Regions from separate parts of the Mus musculus genome. Here region 1 is linked to region 2. A link is a loop called in an ENCODE intact Hi-C map of the cell type or tissue named here. Cell type or tissue: left cerebral cortex. All regions are shown on one strand. Each heading gives the region's core, and the rest is flanking DNA. Links, peaks and the distances in the headings are about the cores only.

Region 1 (12,490 bases), core at 2,792-10,791, 970 kb before region 2:
GAGGGGTCCTTGTGTCGCACAGGATGGGTTCATTCTAGAATTGTTTCTCCCCACCCTTCCTAACTTCTCTCGGATGTCCTTCAAGTGCAGCCGTAGGCTCCGCTCTTGGCATTCACCGCGTGCCTTAATTGTATGACATTAAATCAAGGTCCGCTGTGAACACGGAGAGCAGAGTCTCTGATCTTGATCTAGAAGCAAGTGACTCATTGCAACTATTACTATAATTTTCTCCCTGCCCTTCACCCTCTCTTGGAGCTCTAGGCTTGGAGTCCCTACTCCTAGAGTTGTAGCTCTGAGCAGTACTCCCACCTCAGCTTTCCTCCCGCCACATCTGTCAGAGTTGCCATTAATTAGTCTGCAAGGTTGAAGAGTAGCGGGTGCATGAGTCTGCGATTCTTATGCATACATCTGCATGCCATTTACAGCGCACCTAAAACCCATACATATGTCTATAAATCTAGTTTTCAAATGATGACATGGATCGAAGTTAATTACCCCTCTGGTACAGATCTAATTTCGTAATCGTGTTATTTTACTGAAGGCAATTAACTGAGTTGGTTCGCCCTGAATGCCGTCCTAAGACATTTGTAAGGAAAGGCAAGTCTTTAAGGACCACACCATGAGTGTTCTGCTGCAGAAACCTTTGTCACTCATCCCCTGTTGCCAGAGATCTAGCAGAAAAAGCGAATATAATCATGCATGTTTGTATGTCCGACAAACACACGTATACGCCTTTGATAGCCCGATTTTGGTTGGGAAATTTTGGGAAAAGATCAGAATCCCAGGCCGGCTGGGTCCTCCTTCTTTGTATTGCGGAAAAATTAACTCAACAGCACCTGCCGAGTCCCGGGAGAGCTGGGGCCCATCTGGTCTGGCTATGATTTTACTGCGAAGAGAAAAGGCTGCTTGCTCGGGCTTCCTCCGGCTCTGGAGAGCAGAGATCGGGTCTGAGCCCGCTCTGGGCGTAGATTTAAGGGCAGCGCAGCAGATGCGCTCTCTCTGACTGCGGCGGGAGTCAGGAGGAGATCCGAGTCTGGGCTCGGCGGAGGGAGGGCAAGATGGAAAGAAGAAGAATGAGGGGAGTTGACCTCTACGGGCGGAGCCCTCTGGACGGCAGGCCGGAGGCGGCAAGCAGCGGCTCTTTTCACAGCATCCCTTGCGGCTGGGTGGGCCAGGGGGATGGACGGACTGCGCTCGCCTGAAGAAAGCCAAAGGGCTCAAAAGCAGGTTTTGTGCGGAGACCCCAGAGCGCTCCCCCTGAAAAACAGAATCAAAGCGCAGAATTAGAGCAGGAGGGAGGAGGGGGAGACTGGAGAGGAGGGACAGGAGGAGGGAGGAATCACTCTAGGGAGCCAAGGTGACCGGCCGTCCGGACCTATAGAATCGAGCTCGGGGAGCCCCTGCAATGTGCGGGGCGACAGGGGAGTTCCCAACTCAATCCCGGCTTCGGAAGGTGAGAAGATGCAGTCAGGACGAGAGAAATGTTTTCCTGAGATGGAGTCTTGAAAGCGAGTCCTCAGATTGTCCTCTGTGCAGTCTCAGCGATTTGCGCATCCCGCGCGCCCTTACCCATCTAACCCCTCCCTCAGACCACACGCCAGAACCGCATTCTCCAATCTCCACCCCTTCTTGGTTTAGAATCCTGCAAACTGCAAGACTGAAGAGTTCTCGCATGAAAATCGAAATGATCGATGAAATAAAGAATTTCATATAGGCATAGCCCTAGAAATCCAAAGGCGAAAGAGCTGCTAGCTCTGCTCAAACCTGCAGAGGACCAAAGCGTTTTCAGGGGCTGCTCCGCGTGTTCTCGGAGGAAAGAGGAGGCTGAGTGGTTTCCGCGATATAAGGTGCTTTAGGATGGGCGGTGGGGGCAGGGAGGGGGTGGATCGTAGCGGTCCGGTCTTTCCCCCTCGCTTGCTGATCCAGAATTAGGGATTAATGGCTCGCTCCAGCCAAACAAATAAGGCATCTGCCTTCAGCACAAGAGGATTACACGGGCTGCTGACGTCACCAGTCAGACAGATGTTGGCTCCCAAAGTCCTGAACAGCTCGCTGTGTCCTTGAAACCAAAGAGCTGCAGAAGGCGCGCAGCCCCCAAGAGCTGCGCCTGGGCAAAGCAAAGGGCACCCTCCTTGCCCTTGCTTACACTCTCCTGCACGCACCACACTGGCCCCAATACAACTACCTAAGACAGAGCTCCTCAGTCTCTCTTGCCTTCTGCACAGCCCCCAGTCAAGGTCCAGGCTGGCTCAACACAAGTCAAAGTCACCACACTTGGCTTCTGTCTCCTAAAATAGAGACAGTACTACTTTCTCAATCCTCATCTAAAATCTGGCACGCACAGCCAACACCTCACCATGGACAGAGCTAAGCTCCAGATGAGCGACCACCTCTTCATTTTATGGTTAAGGCATATCTGCATCTTTCGTCCCCACCATTGTCCTTTCCCCAGGCCAAGGTCTAAATTTTTTATGCTTATTCTTATGAATGAAGACAGGCTGGAGCACCTTCCTAAACAATGACTCCCAAACTGTCTCTGCTTTCTACCAGAGCCCTGGGCCACCATTACAAGAACCACAAGAGCCCATTATGAAATGATCAGAATACCACCAAATTCCATTTAATATCCTTCTCAAATGCTTTTTAAATATTTAAATTTTTAAAATGCGGGTGTCAAAAACATATCTATCATCTATGCTAAGAAACAAGGACATTCAAAGAATTGCAGTTTCATTCTCTGGACAAGCACGATGGCTAAAGATCCGGAATTCATTGCCTTACAAATCTCAACGTCACTTGAATTTTATTTCAAATTTAAATGTAAATTGTTTTTTTTTAATTTTTCTAACCTGTGTGTTGTTAATGATTTATACGATCTTCCAGGCCTTTACAGGTCACAAAGAAGACTGGTTACAAAATAAGTCAGAAGTCACAGGGTTGAAAGTGAAAATTTAAGGGAGCAGTTATATAATCCACAAGAGAAATAATTGTGATGAATTTCACTTCTGAAAAGGTTAAGGTAATGAAACTCATGCAAAAAGCAATATAGTTATTTGACACAGAGCCACAGTGAACCAAACCTGTGCCCTAACCTGGATCAATATGTATGTGAAAGTCTGTTGTTTTCCTGGGGGTTAGGGTGAGTGTCCGTCTAACCAGTCACTGCACAGTTAGTTATGCACTATAGTGTCTGTCCAGAAATAAATGGGGGTATGGGAGTCATATCTCTATTCATATTATCCCTGTCTATCAAAGTGGCATTTAATTTTTCCAATTCTATGCATTTAGAAACCTAGTCACTGATAAAAATCTATTTAATTTGCTCTAGTGTCATTCAGCTAATCCCAGACAAAATATAAAATTTCTCTTTCTTTATTCAGCTGTATGTCCTATAACAAACATCCCATACCAAAATGAATGTATTTAAAACTGTAATTTACTAGTGACATAAGGTAGAAATGACCTTTAGTTTGATTTTTAAAAAGTCACATCCATGAGAAAGGACAGATGTTGAAGATATGAATTATCATTTCCTTAAAACGTGGTAGAATGCATACAGTATCCCTTAAATTCAAATTTTAGTTTTAAATTCAAGATTTATTCCAAATTGTTATAAAATAAAATTTTCGTTGCCTCCAACAGATGCTATGAAGGTAAAATTTCACACACAATTTTGCTGGAGTCGGTTTGCTTAATAACTAGTTCGCTGTCCATGGTTTTGATCCATATGAAGGAACAAGCTCCAGTGCTTTGGAAAATTTTAAGTCAATGTGTTTCTTCATTAATTTGACTTCTTAACTTTTTAAGATTATATAAAAGGAGGAGAATAGTATGTGAGCCCCATTTCTTCTTCATTCAGCTGTTTTCATTTTTTTTCTGTATTTCTCACCAAATGAAGTACCAGAATCAAATGGGGAGAGGGCTACATTTCATTATTTCTGAACTGACAAACGATCGCTCAATGCACCTATACAAAGATCTTTAATAAATAGGATATAAAATTTTCATCTGCCCACTTTGTCTCACCCTCTCCCCTCTGGCTAAGAAAAGTAACACAGAGCTCTTTAGTCTTGTAGAGTCATCTTTGTTTACTTTTGAATATGGCTTAGCTAGACCAAGAAAATTTATAAAATTGATACTCCAAGGAAAAAGAGAGAAAGAACGGAACAATACTCCTCTGGGAGATCGTCCTGTCTCTATTGTATCTTCATACAGCTGTGGGCAGTGTAGATAGCTATCTCACATCTACAATGAGCCAATTCTGAAGAATCCCCCTACTAACCCCAGCACTTTCTATGGCAGTGAGGACAGCATGATGATGAAGTGACTAAGGCTTCTTACTCAGTAGTTCTTTGCCCCAATACCAATAGCATTTCATCTTAGGTTTAAAAAAATCTAAAGACTGACACAGTAGAGTAAAAATAATCTTGTCCTGTGATTCTCCCAGGGATGACTGGAGAAAGGAAAAAACACAATACACTACCCCACCCCCAAATGATTGGTGGTTTTTTGTTTTGTTTTGTTTTGTTTTCATTTTCTGCAGGTTATCAGAGGAGAGGTATTATTTTCATGTATGTGTATAACCACACACTTATGATCTAATGCCCTCTAGAACTACAAATCTTTAAAGGGCACCGACCAGTACAAATTGTTTCTATTCAAATATCTGGACAGCAGGGAAACAGACCCTTGGTTTCAAAGCAAGGTCCATACCCACCGGGCCAAGGGGCCCAGCCATAGCCGCTTCCGCTTTTGCTTTTCTGGGTATAAGAGGGCTGATTCTTGCTCCTGCCCCTCAAAGTATTGAAAACTTGGGAAATCCTTGTACCGGAAGAAAATGGCCTAAACACAATAGGACTCGCCATTTTCTACTTGCGAAGCACAAAGCGCTTGGCGCTGCCTGCTACACAAAGGAAGCATGGGCCGCAGAATTCTTGCATATTTTCAAGAGGCTAGAAAATATCTTCCGCGAATGGCAATTTATATTGTTTGGTCACACACACACACACACACACACACACACACACACACACACACACACACACACACACACAGAGGCATCCTCACTTAGCCCTGATGTCTAGAAGATCCCAGCTTTAAGGTTTAAGTTAAAAACAAAACAAAACAAAACAAAAACGCAGGAAAGGCTCGGTTCCAGAAGCAGCGCTCAGGGCCGTGTTAATCCTCCCAAGACAACGGGTGTTAGCGGTGGGCAGCAGAGGGCTCTAAACTAGGTGTGTTGTTGTGGGGATGGAGGCCCATCATCTCCCAGTCTAAGATCTCTCCTTTTGACTCCATCCTGTCCCCAGAGCTCGTCCGGTAGCTCCGTAGTCCTACCCTTTGAGCGACAGGAACCAATCTTTCAGCGAGGATGTTAAGCTGGCAGCAACTCTTAAGGATGCTCAAAGCGCGGGAAACCCTGATCTGTGCGCCTCCCCTGCCCCCAGCCCACTGCTACAATCCACAGCATAATAACAGGACTCTATTACTAGCCTAGGTAAAATGCTGCAGCTTAGGTACAGAAAAACAAAACAAAACAAAAACAATGCAGGAAGCCCCTACAAATAAAAACATACAGACACAGGCAGCAACTCTGCTCACAATAGGAACACTCAGTTCACCGCGCGAAGCAGAGCTTAAAAACCCAGGAAAAGACAGACAGTACTTACAGCAGGTGAGTCCTTGAATAATCCATGGTCAGGTCCTTCGGTTTGTTAGTCTGTGCTTTAAAAAAAAAAAAGTATATACATCTCTGTGTATTTGATTTTTACATAGCTTCCATCGTTGTGAAGGAAAGAAAAAAATCTTGAAGACTTGAGAGCATGGGGGAGGGGGCGGAGATTTTCATTGTCTACGCTCTGCACACGCAGCCCAAGATATTGCTCTGTGGAGCTCCTTCCACTTTCTGCTTGAAATTCAGAAGCTTTCTACTCAGCAAAGAAGGAGTTTGGCACACACCCCCTGCCCCTGTATTTCTCCTCTCCTCTCCTCTCCTCTCCTCTCCTCTCCTCTCCTCTCCTCTCCTCTCCTCTCCTCTCCTCTCCTCTCCTCTCCTCTCCTCTCCTCTCCTCTCTCTGTCACTCACCCTCTTGCTCTTCTAAAGCTAGTGTTCTCTCTCTCTCTCTCTCTCTCTCTCTCTCTCTCTCTCTCTCACTTTTTTTTCAAAAGAGGGCAGGTCGCTTCCTGCATCCCAATGAGTTAAATCAGGCACTTCTTCTCATGCATCAGCAGCCTCTTTAACAATCCGAGAGCTGCAGGCACAAAAGAGCATTTAGCTGCCTCCAATTTGTGTAGAAGGCCTGCCCTTAATTTGTTTGAGGAGTATAATTAAATCATGAATTTCACGAAATATAAAAATACAAAATTCCTAACCTCAGCTAGTGAACCGCTAATGGTAACCTTTAAAAACAAATCTCTCCTCATGTCCCTGTTCTTAGCCAGACCGAGAACATCTCAGATACGCAAGAAGACAAGAGTTCGGACTCAAACCTAGCATGCCTTCTCCATTTACACGTCAAGGTCACACTGATAACATCCCTCAGTGCTCTAAATGAGAGCCTTTCTATTTCTTTCCTTTTAAAAAACAATAATATTCTGAATTTTTAAAATTGCCTCAGGAAGAAATTAAGTCATTTGGGAAAATCTGCTGGACTAAATAAAAACGTAAGTATGTTCTTAATATGAAATAGGATCAGAATTTGCTATACAGACACTAGGTTGAGGAGTTCTACAAATAGGCCTTGCTCGGGAGAATGTTTTCAACTTTTCCAGGCAGGACTCTGTGGTCAGTGAAGTCTGAGTTCCATGGGTTTTGATCATGTTTCTTCCAGCCACAGAGTGGGCCTTATGGGACATCAGAGCCAGAGCCTATCAAGCTTGCTGAGTCCCAGAGGGCTTCTGATAAGGAAAATGCTGCTTGTTGTTGGGAGCAGGGGTTTGGCTCCCACTCCTTTAAGTAGGTTGGGGCGCAAAAAGCAACTCTGCATTCCTGCAGTTTCTCTTTCAGAAAGAATCCAGACCAAGCCATTGCTCTACCTCAATGAAGGTGGTGGGGTGGCAAGGCCACCTTCCTCTCTCACTCACCTGCCACCCCCCCCTCCCCCAAGGCCACTGCTAGGAAGATACTTAGGAGTGTTTTTCTCCTTCCTAGTGCTCCCATCTTCTGGGAAATTGTAGAATCCCTTACCACAAAAAACTTTGAATTGTCAGTAATTTGCTGCTAAGTCTACTGTCAGCTCCTACCCCCATTTCTCATTCTAACTCTAGTCAAGAACCCCCCACACTGGAACACTGGAGAGGTGCAACTTCAGTACTACCCAATGGGAACAAAACATGTCACCACTTCCTGACTGTAAATGTTCACTCTGATACTCTAAGTCACCCTGGGCGTTTGAATTAGGCCATGTTTCACCCTGAGCACAGAGCTAAGTGAACTGGGCTATAACTGAGCTGTACCTCTGTCTGCTTGAAATATCCAACAAGCGTTCCTACGAAGATACTTGGAAACGTAAAACAAAATATGAAATAAAACATTCTAAAGAAAAGATACGTTCTTGTGTGTTTGTAAAACATGTTTGTAAAGTGCTGAGTGGGGGCTGGAATTACTTGACAAAATATCATTTCTGTGCCTGGAGTCCAGACAGAAAGCAGGTCTAAAGGTCGGTGTTTTTTATCGGGGCAGAGGACTTTGACTTGGGGAGGCACTAGGTACATCATTTTCCTTCCCTGTATCTTTTCACTGATCATGTTCATTCTATCCGTTTTCAGTTTATTGACCTGGGATGTGTGATTGCTAAAGATCCTCAAGGACTTGCCTGGCCCGTGGAGGGGCCAGGTCAGAGTGTTCAGTGCATCCCGCCCACTACGGGGAAGTTGCAGTGCTTAGCTTTGGTTAGCTAGCAGAGATGGCTCAGTGGGGTGGCGACTTCAGACCACCCAGTACAGGTACTTGACCCAGCCTCTTCTTCTCCAGTTCTGGCAATACTAGCTTTGCCCCGGAGCTCTAGGAAGGCCTTAGGACTGTATGAAAGCTGACCTCACGTTTCCTAGGTATGGGCCTCTCCTGCATACTTCGCTATCCTAAGAAACACCTGCCAAGGAAAACTCAAGAATCTGAGGCTACTGCCGGAACATTTGCTCCCGGATTTCACTCCCCGTCTACCCAAGAAAGATGGACAGACAGATACAGCCATGGCCTCCAGGCAGCTCAGGGGATGGAAAACACAGAGTTGGATCCTGCAAAGTCCTTCCAAAGGAGCCTTTATATTTAGACACCTTTAACTCTTGATCCGGATCTCCTACCTACTTCGGTTGAGCAACCAAAGCCAGTGATTGCTTTCTAACCCGGGATAAGAGGGTTTCTCTGCAATGCGAACCTCTTACTGCCCTGCACACCTCATAGCTAGAGCTAGCTTATGAAAACGAAACCCAACTCATTGCCAGAAGTTGTTGCTAATTAGTGGATAATAAACTTCTGTAGCCAGGGCACAAAAGTCTTTTTAAAGTGCAAAGGTGTTCTTTGTATCGCATCAGAAAAGAGATTAGCATATCAATTGGACTGAAGGGACGGGACAATGAGCCCTACTCCCTCTGCGCTGGCCTGAGTTCGTAGCCTTCCTTTCCCTCTGTTTTCTTTCCTTCACCCTTCCTCCTCCTCCTCCTCCTCCTCCTCCTCCTCTTCCTTCTCCTCCTCCTCGCTCCCACTTTCTTTTGCTGCTCCCAGCTAGATCGAGGCACTCTTGGGGTACATTAAGCGGCTGGCAGCGACCCAGACTTTAGTGTCAGGCCTCGGGGCCGCACAGCTACTCGGCTTTAGCAATGCTCAGGGAAAATGTGTAAACGCGAGGGTGCGCGGAGTAAGAGCGGTCACAGGCATCGTGCGCACCTACCAGGCCTGGGGGGGATGGGGTGGGGACCGTCTCTCACGGTTCTATAGGACACCCCTCCTGGCAGTCATTGGCCTGGCCTCCGCCCAGAGCGCTAGGCCTACCCAGGGCGCTGAAAGCTCCCAGACGACCGTCCACAGTGTGGGCCACCGGCCGCTGCTAACTGCCCAAACCCCTGAGGCCTCCGCGCCCAGCCTCACCAGCTGTCCCGCCACGTTTGCACGTGCAGGGAGGCGGGGAGCGTTTGGGAGAAGCCGAAGACCCCACGCGGGAGGCGCCCACGTTCTCGTAGACCCTGGGTCCGAGCCCAGGTGCTTGCCCGTGGCCCGGCCGGGGCCGCGGACACCAGGCGTCCGGAGAGGCGGTGGCCGCAGCAGGCCTGGTTCGGTCTCCGCAATACCTCACTTAGCCCAGATGCCCACAGCCGGTCCCCTGTCCCACGACAGAAAGTCAACAGCTGCGAAAGAGCACGGCAGAAGGAAGTCTCAGGAGGAGCCGTCCCGGCCTCGGGGCGTCGGCCCTCAGTCCCCGACTCCCCCAGGACCCTGAGTCTGACGCTGCCCCGCAGCGCGCCCAGCCAGGGCTTGTGGGGCCCGAGGGACTAGGGGAGCGGAGGAGTTGACAACAGGGCTGGGCACCGAGCCGCCCAGGCAGAGCCAAAGAAACCTGGCAGCCACTCGCCGGTGCCTTCCGCTGCTGTAGGCGACCCGCCACTTCGTGGTGGCCGACCAGGGCCCGAAGCCTGGCCTGGGCCTCGGCCGCAGAGCTCCCGCCGGGCAACCGCGCCAAGGAAACGCTTTTTTCTCCCTTCCCCTCCCCCTTCTCCCCAGAGGCAGCTTCCGTTCTCTAAAAGCATTAAGAAGAAGAAGGGGGAGGAATCTCTGGGGCTCCTAACCCCCACCGCCGACCCACATCGGTCTAGGCTCCGTTAGATGCTGGTGTTCTGCAAACAATCGCCAAACTCACACAAGTTTCCCCCCACCCCCGAAAACCATCCACTTTAACTGAGGTGAGGGAAAATGCGGAGAGAAAAAAAAGTGAAGGTTGGTGTTTCCCTAAATGCAAAACATCAGAGAGGGTTTGAAAAGAGCTTTGCGTTCCTTGCGAAACCTCCATTGTTACTTGGCAAACAATGGGAGCCTGGGCGACTGCAGGGCTGTGAGAATGAATAGGCGATCCACGGGATGTGTGCGGGTCAGTGCTTGCGGTCCTGGGCCTAAAGCCCCTTTCTCAGCTTGCCACAATAAACCCGAGCAAGGTTCAGTCTTTACTGGGTCACCGGCCATCCTCTATTATTCAACACTTCACAACAAAAAACACTTATTAATCAGCGCTGACCAGAGGCCCCCTTTGAAACAAGAGAGGAGACAGAGAGGGAGAGTGGGAGAGGTGAAGAGAAGATTGAGAGCCCTGGGACAGATCTTTCTCAAACCAGAGCAACCATAGGGTTCTTTCCTCCGGTGGCCAAAGTTTATTTGACACAACAAAGTTTTTAATCAGGCCAGAGAGACTTGCATTTCTCATTTGCCTATTTCCTTGTCTTTTCTTCCGAAGACTTTGCAAGGAAGGATGGCTTTAGGTCAAATTGCTAAGGTCTGATCTTAAAGATCTAATTGCTATCGGAAAAGAAGGCTGTTTCCCAGCTGGGCCTCCACTCGAGATGGTGCACGGAAGACTGTCCACTCTGCTGAGGGCACCCTGCTGATGGATGAGGTGTCAGGCCAGTTCGTCATGTGAGCACTGGCTTCCAAATGGTATGAGCAATCGTCAAATGTGCTTATTGCTGATACTGAACGCAGTCTGTAGATTTTATACTTCATGATGTTTCATGATCCATATAGAAGACTGAACTTGCTTGGTACAGTAAAGAGAACTGTTCTTGAAGTGAAAGAAAGCGATAAATAGTTTTAGGGATAGAAATGGTTCTAAATGGTCAATACTACCAGAGCTTTCTTTACTCAGAGTTTTTTTTTTTTAAATAGATCTTATTTTATGCTTGTAACTTGGTTGTTTGTCTGTCACTTATTCTGCTACATCAGCTTTATGTATTAATATAATCGACTCAGAACTCACCTAGACAGTTTTTTGATGGCAAAATTTCCCCACTTTCTGACTGGAAATTGTAAGCCAGTAATTCTTTTTTTTCTCCTTCATTCCTTCTTTCCCTTTCTTATTAACTGTTTCACATTTCTCAGGTTGTAATTTAGTCAAATGAGCAAAGCTCTTTTGTAAAGGCTGGTGTTTACAAGTGAATAGAGGCGAGAGATATTGAATCTTGGTTGTTAACCGACATTAACCAATTATTTACTAAAGAAATAGAGATGAATATGAAAGTATTCTTTTAAGTTTAAATTTTCATTCATGTGTACTTTTGGAATATTGAACACCCATTTCACTTGTTATGATTCAAGAAAGGTTTTAAATCCAGAAAATATTTGTATGAGGGATTGTAAACTGACCAAATTAAGCTGTAGAATGAGATGTCTTAGTAATGAAAGCAAGCATGCAAAATTACTTGGTAGTAAAGCAAATTGGAATTTGCCAGATTTTATATATAGAAATGTTAAAATAGTTTGTGTGGTTTGGTCTCAAGAAGTGCATTTTACTTAGATGCCTACAAGTCAAGATTGCATCTCTTATGTACGAAATATTGTGTGATTCAGATTTTGCAGAGCTCGACAGTTCTTGCAATGGAGTAATCAACTGTTATCTGAATTATTTAAAGGCTGGTATTAAATAAAGGCCTTGGAGTTGAATGCTGACAAGCTCTCACATGTAGTAGGCAGGAGGAAGTTCAGTGGTCTTTCCTCTCGGTAGGTAGATATACTTTCAAGATTATTTTTTCCAAATGTGGAGAATGGTTTGTAAAATTTATGCACAGATAAGAACAATGAATAATTCTTTTAGAAATTTTTCTCAAAATGAGCAAATAGGATTATTCAGAGAAGCAGTAGGCAACTGTTCAATACACAGTAATGTGCCACCTGAAATATAATCAAGACTGTTTCACACACACACACACACACACACACACACACACACACACACACTCACACACACACACACACACACAGAGGAAATCTAGTCTGATTCAGAAAAATAATATTTTGGATGTAGAATACAATCATTATAAACACTAGTATGTAGGACATGGCTTTTTTGGTTATATTTTTAACTTTTGGCAATTGGTTTGACATCCTAATTTTCGCAGAGCAATGTGTTTTGCATTTGTGTAGATATTTCTATTTGTAGACAGGAGGTACTAAATGCAGCTGATCTTTCACATATTTTCTTGTGAGTTTCATTGAATAAGCAAATAAAGAAAGTTTTAATCTGAGCATATAAAGCATTGCATGTGTATGTGTATCATTACATAGTATACCATTTTAACACATACTTACAGATTTTAATACCTTCCCATTCTTTCCTTCATTCTTCCTCTTTCATCTTCATAAAAAAAACAGAGAAATTAAGTAAATGGTATTGTAATGACAGTCTGTTAAATATACCAGTGAATTTGTATGGAAATTAGATTATCTTCTACATTTGTCAAAGTACAAAGATATAATACATATATAGATTCAGCAAATGTTTAAAACAGAAAA
Region 2 (12,490 bases), core at 2,898-10,897:
CATGTCTTTGAGGTCTTATCTAGATTGTATTAATTGATGTGCTAAAACAGACTCCAAATGTAGGCAGTACCATTTCAGTGTCCAGGGTCCTTGACTGAATGAAAAGGAGAAAAGAAGAAGAGGAAGAAGGAGGAGGAGGAGGAGGAAGACGAGGAGGAGATTGTTGGCAAGTATTTATTTATTGATTGATTGATTGATTGATTGATTTTTGTTTTTTTCGAGATAGGGTTTCTCTGTGTAGCCCTGGCTGTCCTGGAACTCACTCTGTAGATCAGGCTGGCCTTGAACTCAGAAATCTGCCTGCCTCTTCCTCCCAAGTGCTGGGATTAAAGGCGTGCACCACCACGCCCAGCTATAGCCAAGTATTTATGTCTCAGCTTTCTGAAGACAGACACAGTAAGAAGTTAAGCTCTGCCACATTATCTTTCCCAGCGAGACCTTCGGTGCTCAAAATATATGCAATACCTAAACTTTATTCCTTCAATTTTCTTTTGTGCTTCACAGCAAACAGGAAAGTAGTTGATACATCTACATCAAGTATTTTTAAACTTATTTTTGGGGCAGAATTTGGTTTAAAGCGTAAGAAATATTTATGGACAAATCAAATACAAAATTGGAAAACACACCCAGGTACTACAGCAAAAAATTGTTATTGTTAAGAGAAGTAAGACCTCAGAATCATGGTGGTAAGCTTCTTCATGATCTGCACCTCCCTAGAACATTTCTTGCAAATCAAAAATAAGAAAACTGGGGCCAGTCAAGATTCCTGCCCTGTTCTTTTACTATGTTTCTAGTCTTGTGCTTTAATTCCCTTTCATTGTTCTGTAATCTGTTTATTTACTGAAGATCATATATAAACTATTACTTTGGAGAATTTTTATGACATATTCAAGAACAGGGAGAATTTTTTTTTAACTGAAAGTGCTAAAATGTCAAATAGTTGCCCTTTTGATGTATCTAGTGTGGAAAATTATTTGGCATGTAGAAAGCTTTCTTGTGGCCTAGATTTCAATATCATTTCTTCCTCTTAGCAAATTCTATGACATTACACTTGTGGTCACCTACTATTTGTGGTTAGCAATAACTTGATTTGGAAACCATCTATATTCCTTTTGGAAAACTATCATGGAGGAAAATGGGATATGTTGGTGGCTTTCATTTAACATCTTTTGAATAACTGTTATTATGTTCATGTGTTCCCAGATTTTTCTCCAAAATTAGCCCATTGAATTAAGCCAGTTGTATTCCATTGTATAAACTTTACAGCTTCCTCAATAGCTTTGCAGAAACTTGAAATTAATTTTCAGGATATACATATTCCCTATCCCTGAGAATTGTTTTATACACAGAGATGCTTTGTGGGTAAAATGATCTCTCTTTCTCCCTAAATGGTGAAAGGGTGACAATGACTTCAGTCTTTGTCTTTTCAAAGACAAAGAATGCTAATGCTGGAAGGCTTATGTTTACCTGACAGAAAAGTAAATAGAATAATACCCTCCAGGATATCAGGAAGTGAGGCAAGCAGAGGGAAGTAGGAACCTAGAAATGAGAAATAGAGCCAGGCAGAGGTGGCACATGCCTTTAATCCCAGCACTTGGGATGCAGAGGCAGGCAGATTTCTGAGTTTGAGGCCAGCCTGGTCTACAGAATGAATTCCAGGACAGCCAGGACTACACAGGGAAACCCTGTCTTTAAAAAGAGAGAGAGAGAGAGAGAGAGAGAGAGAGAGAGAGAGAGAGAAAAGAAAAAAAAATAAGAAATAGGAGTGATACTCTATTTAAAAGACAGGAACTAAATCCAGGAGTAGCATACGCAGAGGGAGAGCTTGAGCATGAAAAATGCAAGAAAAATATTTTGGAAATGAGGGTGTGATTGTGTCTTCAGTGTGAAATGCAGCACTATATCTGTGTCCATCATGGTTTGGCCTGTAAACGCTTTTAACCTTTCTTACTCCTCCAGATCCATCTTGATGCAGCCAAGACTGAGGTCAGGTAAGCCTCCATTCTCATAACTCACACAGCGCTATGACTGAAAAGTCACAGAATTCCACATATTTTCTAAAGAAATATTTCTATATTCTTCCCATCAAAAAAATAGTTGCAAACATTTTAAATTTTCCATCAGAATAATAATCCAGAAATAATTTGATGATAAGATGAGAATGAAGTTATAAGGAGACAAAGAGACGAAGAGATGAAGGGATGAGGTGAAGGGAAATGAAGGTATGAAGTGTTTGAAAAGATGAGAAAATGAAGGGATGATGATATGAAGGGAAAAGGGAATGATGGGTTAATAGAGTGCTTCTGTTCCAGCCAAGACGACCTGAATATGATTTCCTAAACCCGAGCAAATATACAAGAAATTATAATACCTATCAGGTAAATTCCTGGAACTCACTGCTCAGCCAGTCTAGTTTGATTGGTGAGATCCAGATCAGCAAGATACCCTGTTTCAAAGGAAGGAAACAGTGACCACAAAGTTATCCTCTGTCCTCCACGTGCATGTTCATTATGCTGTGAAGTTTTATGTCACCTTGAAAAAAGCTAACATTATTTCTTAAGAGGGAACTTCATATAGGAAAATGTTTCTAGAAATACAAAGTTAGGTGTGTATGAAAAGGAGGGAGATCTGTGGGGAGTTGTGCGAGGGTGTGACTATGACCAAAATATAATACATGAAAATTTCAAAGTAAAGAATATTTGAAAAATATTTTCATGCTTGCTTTGGCAGCACATATACTAAAATTGGAACTATACAGAGAAGATTATCATGGCCCTTTTTTTACTTAACTAGTAAAAAAAATAATTTCAAGACAAAAAAAATAAATAAAAAGTGTACAAAAATAAAACTCCAGAATTAATTTTCCCTCCAGACTTCTCTAAAAGTGGGAATTCACTACTGTTTGTCCTATAGTGTTAAATGAAAGATGGGTGTAGCACAATTTTCCCAAATTACCAACATTAACCATAACATCCATGTGGCTGAACATGGTGAGTGTGCAGCAGTAAACACTTCAGGCATTCACTTCAGTCCTGTGCCTGTGGGAATCAGCTGTGGGAGAGTTTGGATTTGTCGTAGCTATTAAATCACCCCAGAGAAACTACCTGTCACTCTGTCTATTCAAACCTTGAGGAGGTGGTAAATGGTTAATTCTACCTGTACACGTATGATAGCCTAGATAAGTCATTGCCCCATATTTCCCATGCAGTGTACCTTTCAGACCAGGAATTCAAATAAAATCATTTTGAAGAAAGGAAAACTCTTACAGTGTTTTCACAGAAAAGGGAATTAATACATTCTTCTTGAATCAAAATTTAAATTAATTCATTTTAAGTGCTACCAAAATCAAACCACAAAGAAATTCAAGCTATAATTTAATCCAAGAAGAAACCTTCATCTTTTTTTTAATTAACAAAAGAACATTTCAAAAAAAATACTTGTTACTAATTCTATTTTGCTGACATATGCCAATTATATTCAGAGATATTGTTCTGTAAGCCTGTTGGGTCACACACCAACCTAAGAGAACAATGATGCTGGATTAATGATTGCAATGAAAGCTTTCAAGTTCTCATACTCAATTACATGCTGACAAATGTACCTGTAAGTCATACAAATTTATAAAATTGAAATAACTGCATAAAGTACATATATTTTACACACTTGCCACAATCCCTGAGAGATGGAGACTCTCCTCTTTTTTTTTTCACATTTGTAATATTCTTTCCTTATTTTTCAGCGAATTAGTCAGTTGTATACATGTTTAGCCACTTCATCACTTAATACCTGTATTCACTCATCTCCATAAGACATTTCAAACTAATGGAGAACAATATAATCTACCCACTGAATGACCTTCTGTGGAAGCCCAGTTGTTTTATGATTATGGACACATAATTTAACCTGGAGAACTCATATGATGATAGAACAAATGAAGCAAGAGTTATTAAAAAGACTGAAATTAAGCAGAACTATCAATGTTTTCAGGTATTCGTTCATTACTTTCATGACAGAAAAATGCAAGTACACTCTTATAACCACTCAGAAGATAGGAAATTTGAGATACTGGGGTTGGACTGCATGGGAAAATATTGTGTGCATATGGAAGTTAAGTTCCTGGAATTTGCCTGTATTCTGTACTGATAGGTCTATATCTGCTAGCAATTTGGGGATTGTGAGCACACCAAATGGCAAAACTACTAAAGACCTTGCCAGTGTGAATGGTTAGGTATTAGGTCATGATTTACATCATTATAGATTATTTCTTAGATTTACTGAGTGAATGAAATATATTTTCTTTGTGTGTATGTGTGTGTGTGTGTGTGTGAATGGAAAAAATGAAATGAGCAAACTTTAGTTTGCTTAAGTTAGAGATAGTACATGTATATCAACATTAGTCAGAAGAAGCCTTAAGAATTTTATGTAGAAGAGATTCTGGTCATACTCTGGAACTCAGGGTATATTCTAACTTTACTTTGGATTAAAACAAAGCTAAATTATAAGTTTCCCTTAATTTTCCCTTTCTAGTTTTTAGTATTTTCAAATTTTAGTGTTATCAAACTCAGCCACAATTCAGAAAATTATTGCAAAATGAAAGATAGGTGTTTCAAGTAAGAATTGTCCCAATAATATTATATCTCCTGTGTGAAGGGAGACGTCTGAAAGAAATAATTAATCTATTTAGTGGAAATCTGTAGAAATCCAGGGAAGAAATCTCATTTTCTTTTCAAAGCAGCTTTTCAACACAATTTGAGTCTCCTGAGTCCTTCTAGGTTTTCCTTGACACTTTGTGCTTTTAGAGATAGGTCAAGCATCAAGTCCATCTGAGATTTATCTTATGCATCATTTCTCCAACACAGATTTACCCCCAGTGTAGAAGTCAAGTAGAGTATTTAAGCTAGTGGTGGTTATTGTATACTTCATCACATTTGCATGATCTTTTTTCGCATCTTGATTAACAAAAGGATTTTGTAGTCTTTCCTTGGCTTTCCATTATTACCTTGGCTTTCAAGGTTTTAGAAAAATCTCTCAATTGTGCAAGAAAGTCATAGTTCCAGTAGTGTTTCTTCATCTTGGTTTGGTTAAAATGTGAGGTCATGAAGTTTGGCCACTCCTCTGAACCTTGCTTTGCCTTTCTCTCCTTCAATGATATCATGCTGGCATGCATCCGTGAAGTATCATTCATTCTCCCTTGCACTTTATTCTTTACCACTTCCCTCTTCCTCTTACATGCACATATACACACACATCCGCACAGAGAGGAAAATCTATATGTGTCAGACATTCAGCAAGGGAAAGACAAAGGCACTGAGTTAATTACCCATCATTTACTGCTGCTGAGAAGAGCAGATGGCAGCAGACGATATGTAAATGGCAAGGGGCAGTGAATTATTCGATTTTTTTAGATTAATCGTCGATGACAAAGAAAGTGATTACAGGCTGTGACATTTATACAAATGTATAAAGTACATCACACTAAAAAATTGAGCTTAATATTATTATGAGGGTGTCAAGCATATAAACACTATTGTCACAATAGAAAGCAACAAATTTACAATAATCCAAGAATCCAACCTCCCTCTATCTAAAAAGTTTATAGAACCACAGACTCTAGGGCGAAAGATGACTCAAGTCTGAATATCATGGAATAGTTTTGTAAAGTAACCAGATTATACCAAGGCAATCTATGTATGCAGGAGGATGATGCATATTGAGGCATAAAGCAAAACAAGATTTTCTTCTCAACTGATCTAGTGCCTGCCTTAGAGAGTGGGCTGTAAAACAAAACAAAACAAAAAAGGTGCTAGTAAATGAGAAGTAGACATTAAAATAAAACACAATAATTCACAATGAGGTCCATCAAGGGTGTGGATGAAAAAATAATTCAAAAAAGGAAAAAGAAAAAGAAAGATTGCATTCCTATTCCTTAGAAATACTATTGTCATACCAGACGTGTACAGATAACGTCCCTATAATCTTTAAGAACACAGTGAAGAAATTTCTGCCCAAGATTCCTTATTGAACACAGACAAGTGCTCACATGTATGCTTGTGCAAACACACACACACACACACACACACACACACACACACACACAAACCACCACCACCACACCAACTCCATTCCTTTGCAGGAAAGAAGCAAGCAGAGTAGCCTATTATTTCCAGTTGCTTCAATAATTAATTGGTACATGAGAGAATCAGATGCTTTCCTTGGCAGATCAGAGAATTTGCCCCATCATCAAAATGTCCTCTATCACCCTGTTATTAAATCTATATGATGTTGATATTATTATGAAAAGAGAGCCACAGAGCCACATTTGTTCTCTGAAAGCATTCCAGCCACTGCAGTCCCCGAGGCTGCCCTGTGGGATGAGAGCTCATCTCCAAATATTAAAATCAAGAAAAAGGAAAAGCTTGGGGCACATCTATTTATAGACTTCAAAAATACTTTCAAAATATTCAAAGCAAAACATTACCAAAATTGCTGCTGAGTATTCCACAATTGTACACTCTTTGTTGACAATGGACTACCATTGTCAACAAAGGATAGGGCAGGAGAATGGGTCAGGAGCTGGTTGGGGGAGGGGTGCTGTTAGTCAGCAGCCCCTGCAGCAGCAGTGGCAACACTAGATAGAGCATTTATGTCTGGCAGTCCATTTTGAATGAACATGGGTTCAGAAATAAAGTGCAGGCAGAACCAATCTGCCCTGAAGAAAAGCACAGAATAAAATATTGCACAAAGAAATGAGAATTTCCAGGGTGGCTTAAACTGCAAACCAAGCTGGCAGGTGCGCAGAGCAAACCATTAGCATTGTGTGCCCTTTTCGAAAAATATAAGTGTTTTGCTTTTTGTTTAGCCATAAAAGGAATATTTACAGATGCAAATAATTCTGATTTATATCTTGGTATAAATATGATACCGAATATCATTTAAAATATTTTAAATAGCTTTTAAAATAGTTACCTGTAAATACATGTAGCTGGAATTATATATGAGTATACTTGCAACTTAGTTGTTCTCACCTTTAATCAAAATTGAGTTCAGGACAAAACCACATTATTCTTATTCAGCATTTTATATGGTTATGAATGCAATCTTTTCTGAGTAAAAATAATAAGCAAAACATTAGTTATTGCCTGGATTCTATGACAAATAAAATGGGGGCAATTGTTTTAGGAAGATGCTGGGTAGATCAGCACCATGAGTGTCTTTCTCTTTGTACTCTTGGGTTATGACTTAAAGGTACAGTGCTTTGTCTTTAATCTTAATATTAGTGCGTAAAATATAAGCCAAGTAAAGTAATACAACATAAAAAGAGGAGAGTGTTCTGGAAGACTTTTCACTTAGAGATTTCACAAATACATGTGAAAATTAACAACAGAAAAATAGCAGTCTCTTGAAGCTGAAGATGTTTGCAGCTATTGAACCTTAATTAAGAAATTCAAAATCTGTGTTCCCCTCAAAAAATATTTCATTTTAATAAAAGTACCTCAAAAATATTTTAAAAATATTTCTTATTCATGCACATATTTTCTGTTGGATATTCTTTGGGTAGTAACAGACATCTCCCCTCCTCAGTTACTGCAAAAGGCAAAAGGCAAATGGAAATGAAGAAATGGTTGTTCAGATTTCATGAGAATATCCAGGCTGCAACAATTTATACAATGCAATATTTCTGCTTTATCAAAGAACCAATTAATAAAACAACAGGAATGAAAGCAGTACTGTAGGTAACCAAACACAATTTTATTTGCTTCATAACAGATTATAGTAGGGACTTGTGCTTTAATAAACACATATCACTTATTAGTATTTATTAGCAAATTTATGTATAATTATATAGTGAAAAATGTAAAAGATCAAAATTATTATATAAGTAATAAGTATTTGTGTTTTTAACAGGAATTATAAACACAAAAGATATAAATATAGGATTATTATGTATTATTATATTCTAGCTACTAGTGCTTTACCATAACTGTACTTTGTCAATCTCCATTGCATTAAAAAAGACTCATAAAGAAATGCATTTGCAGAAATAGAAGCATTTATAATGAGGCCTTTGTTCAAAATAGTATCTAGAATTTATTTTAAAGGGATTAGTTTAGAATTTTAGGGAAATATAACTTAGGAAATATTGTCAAATAGCAAAATGATTTATTTCAGTAGAATACTAGTAATGTCACTAAATTAGCTCTGCATTAAATGAAACAAGAATTTTTAACTACATGTAAGAAGAGGGTTAAAATTTGAAAGAGCTTTCTGCTTACAGAAGGTCATAAACATTTCAAAGCCCACAAAAGAAATCCAATAAAATAAAGCATTTCTTAAAATTGAAAGACAAAGATCTCGCTAGATTCTAGAGATAATTTATGGGTTTTGTTTATTTCTTGTTTTACTACAATAGATATATTGTAAGCCTCTGCAATCTGAAATAGAATTACAAACCTGGCCTAGCACAAAGAAGTATACAATTCATTTTAGCTTATTCTAGTGCTTCTGTGCCCCACCTTTTAAAACACTATCATTTCTCTTTGTAAAATATCTTAGAAACGGTTTTGCATTGTGCATGCATACAAACATATATTCTGCATATTAAATATTTAGCTTCATTTTATATACATAATACATTTGTTTATAACAACAATCAGCTATTCTCCAATGGCAGAGATAGAAAGCCTCTGCAAGAGAATACATACAATCGCTCCCTCTCTTTTTAAAAAATATATCCAATTGGGGTAATATTAATAGTACTTTAAAGCACAGATTATCTCCAATTTGCCTACTTTCTTATTTATAGATGCTAAAATACATTTTGTCTTTTAAAAAGAACATCAATTCTAAGACATAAAATTCTGTCTTGTAAGAATGGATCTTACATTTCATCTTAGGATGCTTCTTCCCCGTTCAACTCCACTGACTCCATTTTTATCAGTTCTATTTTTAAGTGTAATACAGAATTTACTATAGCAACCTAAATCCAAATCTTTTTTTTTTTTTTAATGCCCCTTCTTCGTCTAAATCAAGCACATACAGCCCTCTGTTGGAAGGACTTCAGATTGCATTGTATTGCCTTTATTTCAGCAAAGAGCATGCTTGGAATGCTATTGGGATTTTGTTTTGTTTTGTTTTTTAATTTTTATGCTAACAATTTATATAACAAGAAGGAATAGAATACCAGGTTATGTTCACCTTCACAAAACTGCAGAAAACACTTTGTGCCAAAATAATAAATTAAATAAGCACATGTTACATTTGTCCTAGTGATTCTAATCTGTGCATTAATTGAAGGAATGATGATAAACTGGCAATTTTATTCCTCTACATTCTTCAGTCAGTAAAACACTAGGGTACTGTTTAGACAGAAGAGAATTAATACAGGCTTCCATGCATTTAGCTTGTAAGAGAGATCCAGAGATGTGAAATATACTCATTTGACAAGTAATCATTTAAATGGGTCCTACTAGCTTTTAAAGTGTTAAAATATTTATATATTTATGTGCAACCACAATATTTTCCTTCATTTATAAAAGACGTAACCCAAAGAGATTTCTCAACTTTTGAGGGTTATTCTAAAAAAAAAATAGGTTCTTTTAGCACATTTTTAATATCAAGTTGAGCAGAAAGTCTGCTGGCATACGAAGGTGCCACCTTTCTTGGATGACTGTGTCTTCCCATATGCTGCAAACATCACCCCGGTCTCCTGCAGGTTTCTTCTATGCATCCTGTCTCCTACTGGTTTTTTAACAGTAGCAGGTTTCCTATCACTTCCCCCTATCCATATGTCTGTCCAGTTTAAACATCAGCCTCATCCTCTTGGATAACTGTCTCCACCAACCTAACCCACCTCACATTTGTAAACACCATGCACTGAATCTCATCTTTGAAAAGTCATTGTTGCTGTGCATGAAAATAATAAGTGCTCCGTGGCATCTTAATTCACCTTGATTTACTAGAGATTTAATGCATTTTCTTCTTGAGAGCATCCTTTTTGTCAGTGCATGTGGTAGACTGTCAAATATGAACACTTACTGATACAATTTTCAATCATGTAAAATGTACATCCAAGTCATACCTTTTAGTAAATATTAGTAGCTCATCTACCATGGGGAAAAGATGGGGGAAAATGTGTGTGCACACCACTTTGGCATCTTGCAAAATAGAGATAAAAAGTCAAACTAATTTACTTAAGGTGGGCGTGGTCTTTTATAGCTCCAGGCAAAGGGCATTAGGTCTATTTTTAAAAAGACTCAATTATTCCACATTATATAAGAAGATATTAGAAAGTGGGTCTTGGAAACCTTCTTTACATGAAAGAAAATGCTGATCTTCTTACCCCTAAGCCAAACCAGCTTTGCATTCATACTTATTTCAGTACATCTAGTGTGTAGAAGTGCAGATGAACACTTCCAGAATATATATTACTGTATTTTTAGGGAATGAAAAAAACTTAGACCAGAGGAACAAAACAAGCAGCCATGAAACAGTAACTTCTGGTAATTCAAAGTGGAAAGGAAATGCTCATTTAAGGGAGAACCGCTCACCTTCACATTCACCTTCTTTTCTCTTCTTTTTATTATCTACATTTATTGTTTATACACTTCACCTTTTAATATTTTTTCACTTCCTTGAGAATCTGGAGAAACTCTATGTTTTCTTGCTTTAGGCATTTATTTTTCTGAAAAAGTATTGGGGAAAGGCAGTCCTAGAGAATAACAGAAAGAAAGATTTAGCATTGATAACTGTAGGCAAAGCCAACCCAATCTCTTTCTGACAATGAAACTGAGGTGAAGGTCAAAAGCAAACAGTATTTTCACACACCAAACAATCATCCAAAAGTGAATACATAGTGTTAGACAAGGAATTTGGAAGGAAGGCCAATTTGTCAAAACAATAATTCATTCATATAATCCTCAAAAATTATTCAGAAGCTGTAAGACAGGGAATCAGGCTCTATAGAGAATGCAGCAATTCTTGCCAAGAAGGAAAAATCAGATGAGGTTAAACTAAAGTGATTACAACATGTATGCAAATATTCTGCAAATGCATTTAACCACTCACTGTTTCCTGTGTTGTTCACTCTTTCATTTTTCAGGTCATAACTAACTGAAGAAAACCAAACAAACAAACAAACAAACAAAAAAACCAAAACCAAAAAAAAAAAAAAACCAAAAAACTCTTTTTGGGCATCTTGAGGTGGTCTAAAATAAACTTAGTGTTTCAAAGAGTTGCCCAAGGGAATTCACTCTTATAGTGCAGATATTTGACTTGTTTTTTGCCACATGTCCTCAAATCCCTGAGTTCAGAACACAAAATCTCACAGGTAAGATGGACCTACCTTAGCTTAATTGGTTTTGAAAATGGCATGTCCCTGGCCACTACTCATCTCATACTAGTGACTGCAGCTGCAAGTTGACCAAATGATTTAGGTCTCACATCTGAACTGATGCATCTGTTTGTATGTTAGTCCTCTAGAATAGAACTCCCATCCTGGGTATCATGTGAATTAAGCATCCTTGGATTACTTTATCCTAAGAATTCAATAGGGATAGCTTTTCTGTCCTTTGTATCATAGTACCTTAATGTCCCCTCATGAAAGGATTAAGGAAATCATGAAAGAACGGGTCACATATGAAGTAGATTCTATGTAATAAGGTATTGCATAGTAAGAACAATTTTCTTCTTTCACCTGCAGATTTTGATTATCAAGAACTAAAATGAGTCACTTGTAATTTTAGTAGGTCATTGCCAGGTATATGGTGCTAGTATACTCATTAAAGTGTTTTGGAAAAACAACACAACTGGCCCCATTATCAGAGCATTGATATTAATTTCTACATGTCTAAGGACCATAAGGTCCAGGTAAGCTCTATGACTGGCACTATTTCCACGGGATTCTGAAAATACTCACTCTAATGGAAAAATAAAATTACTTACAAATATGCCAGCATCTTCTAAAGTCAATATTAAAGCAGGAAGAGTTGCCTTAGACCTATGTCTTACAGCAAAATGTTCTATAAAATTGCTTAAGAAAATAGTCAAAACTAGCAGCAAGATGTAGAATGCTGTTAGCTTTCAACAGGCCAAATTTCAGAAAATGAGACAATGTGATAAATTTTATAATAATAGATAAAATGAGATAAGAGCCCATATTGAATTTTTTCCAAAATTCTAACCTTAGAAACCCCCTTATTTAAAATGAACAATTGGAATTAATCTACCTCAAAAATCTAGCCATACAACTCTTGGATATATACCCGAAGCATGCTTCATCCTATGATACAGATACTTGCTTAACTATATTCATTCCTGATATCTTCGTAATAGCCAGCAATTAAAAGCAACCTAAATGTCCCTCAACTATTCTGTGGATTTACACACATTTACATTTACACACATACTCACCCGTTAACTAAACAAAGACACCATAACATTTGTAGTCAAGATAGAAAGAACTAGAAAAAAAAATTGTCCAGAGTGAGATAAC

Evidence for each region. Peaks named below come from ENCODE experiments on the same cell type or tissue, not always from the same donor. Only the 100,000 strongest peaks of a DNase experiment are listed, where the experiment ranks them.
Region 1: a loop joins it to region 2, with 9 times the contacts of the local background. A loop is called at or near these places in 9 of 42 quality-filtered maps.

The regions. Positions count from the first base shown.
Region 1 is chr3:17,783,360-17,795,849 of GRCm38, reverse strand. Gm30340 (a long non-coding RNA gene) reads left to right here and starts at 9,870. Exons shown (of 7, transcript XR_880680.2): 1 at 9,870-9,928; 2 at 10,440-10,639. It overlaps Mir124-2hg (Mir124-2 host gene (non-protein coding)), which reads right to left and starts at 5,929. Exons shown (of 3, transcript NR_033490.1): 1 at 5,670-5,929; 2 at 837-1,257. It overlaps Mir124a-2 (microRNA 124a-2), which reads right to left and starts at 188; the gene lies at 80-188. It overlaps Gm51272 (predicted gene, 51272), which reads left to right and starts at 109; the gene lies at 109-165. In left cerebral cortex, for the core only: no CTCF peak of the experiment used is centred there; DNase peaks (open chromatin) are centred at 8,862, 9,573, 10,088, 10,557 and 10 more places; H3K4me3 peaks cover 7,021 bases; H3K27ac peaks cover 7,812 bases.
Region 2 is chr3:16,813,537-16,826,026 of GRCm38, reverse strand. It overlaps Gm30223 (predicted gene, 30223), which reads right to left and starts at 8,933. Exons shown (of 4, transcript NR_153388.1): 1 at 8,883-8,933; 2 at 2,372-2,446. It also overlaps the pseudogene Gm26485. In left cerebral cortex, for the core only: a CTCF peak has its summit at 9,058 (motif pointing left); DNase peaks (open chromatin) are centred at 6,310, 8,626, 9,026, 9,721 and 2 more places; H3K4me3 peaks cover 1,011 bases; H3K27ac peaks cover 2,202 bases.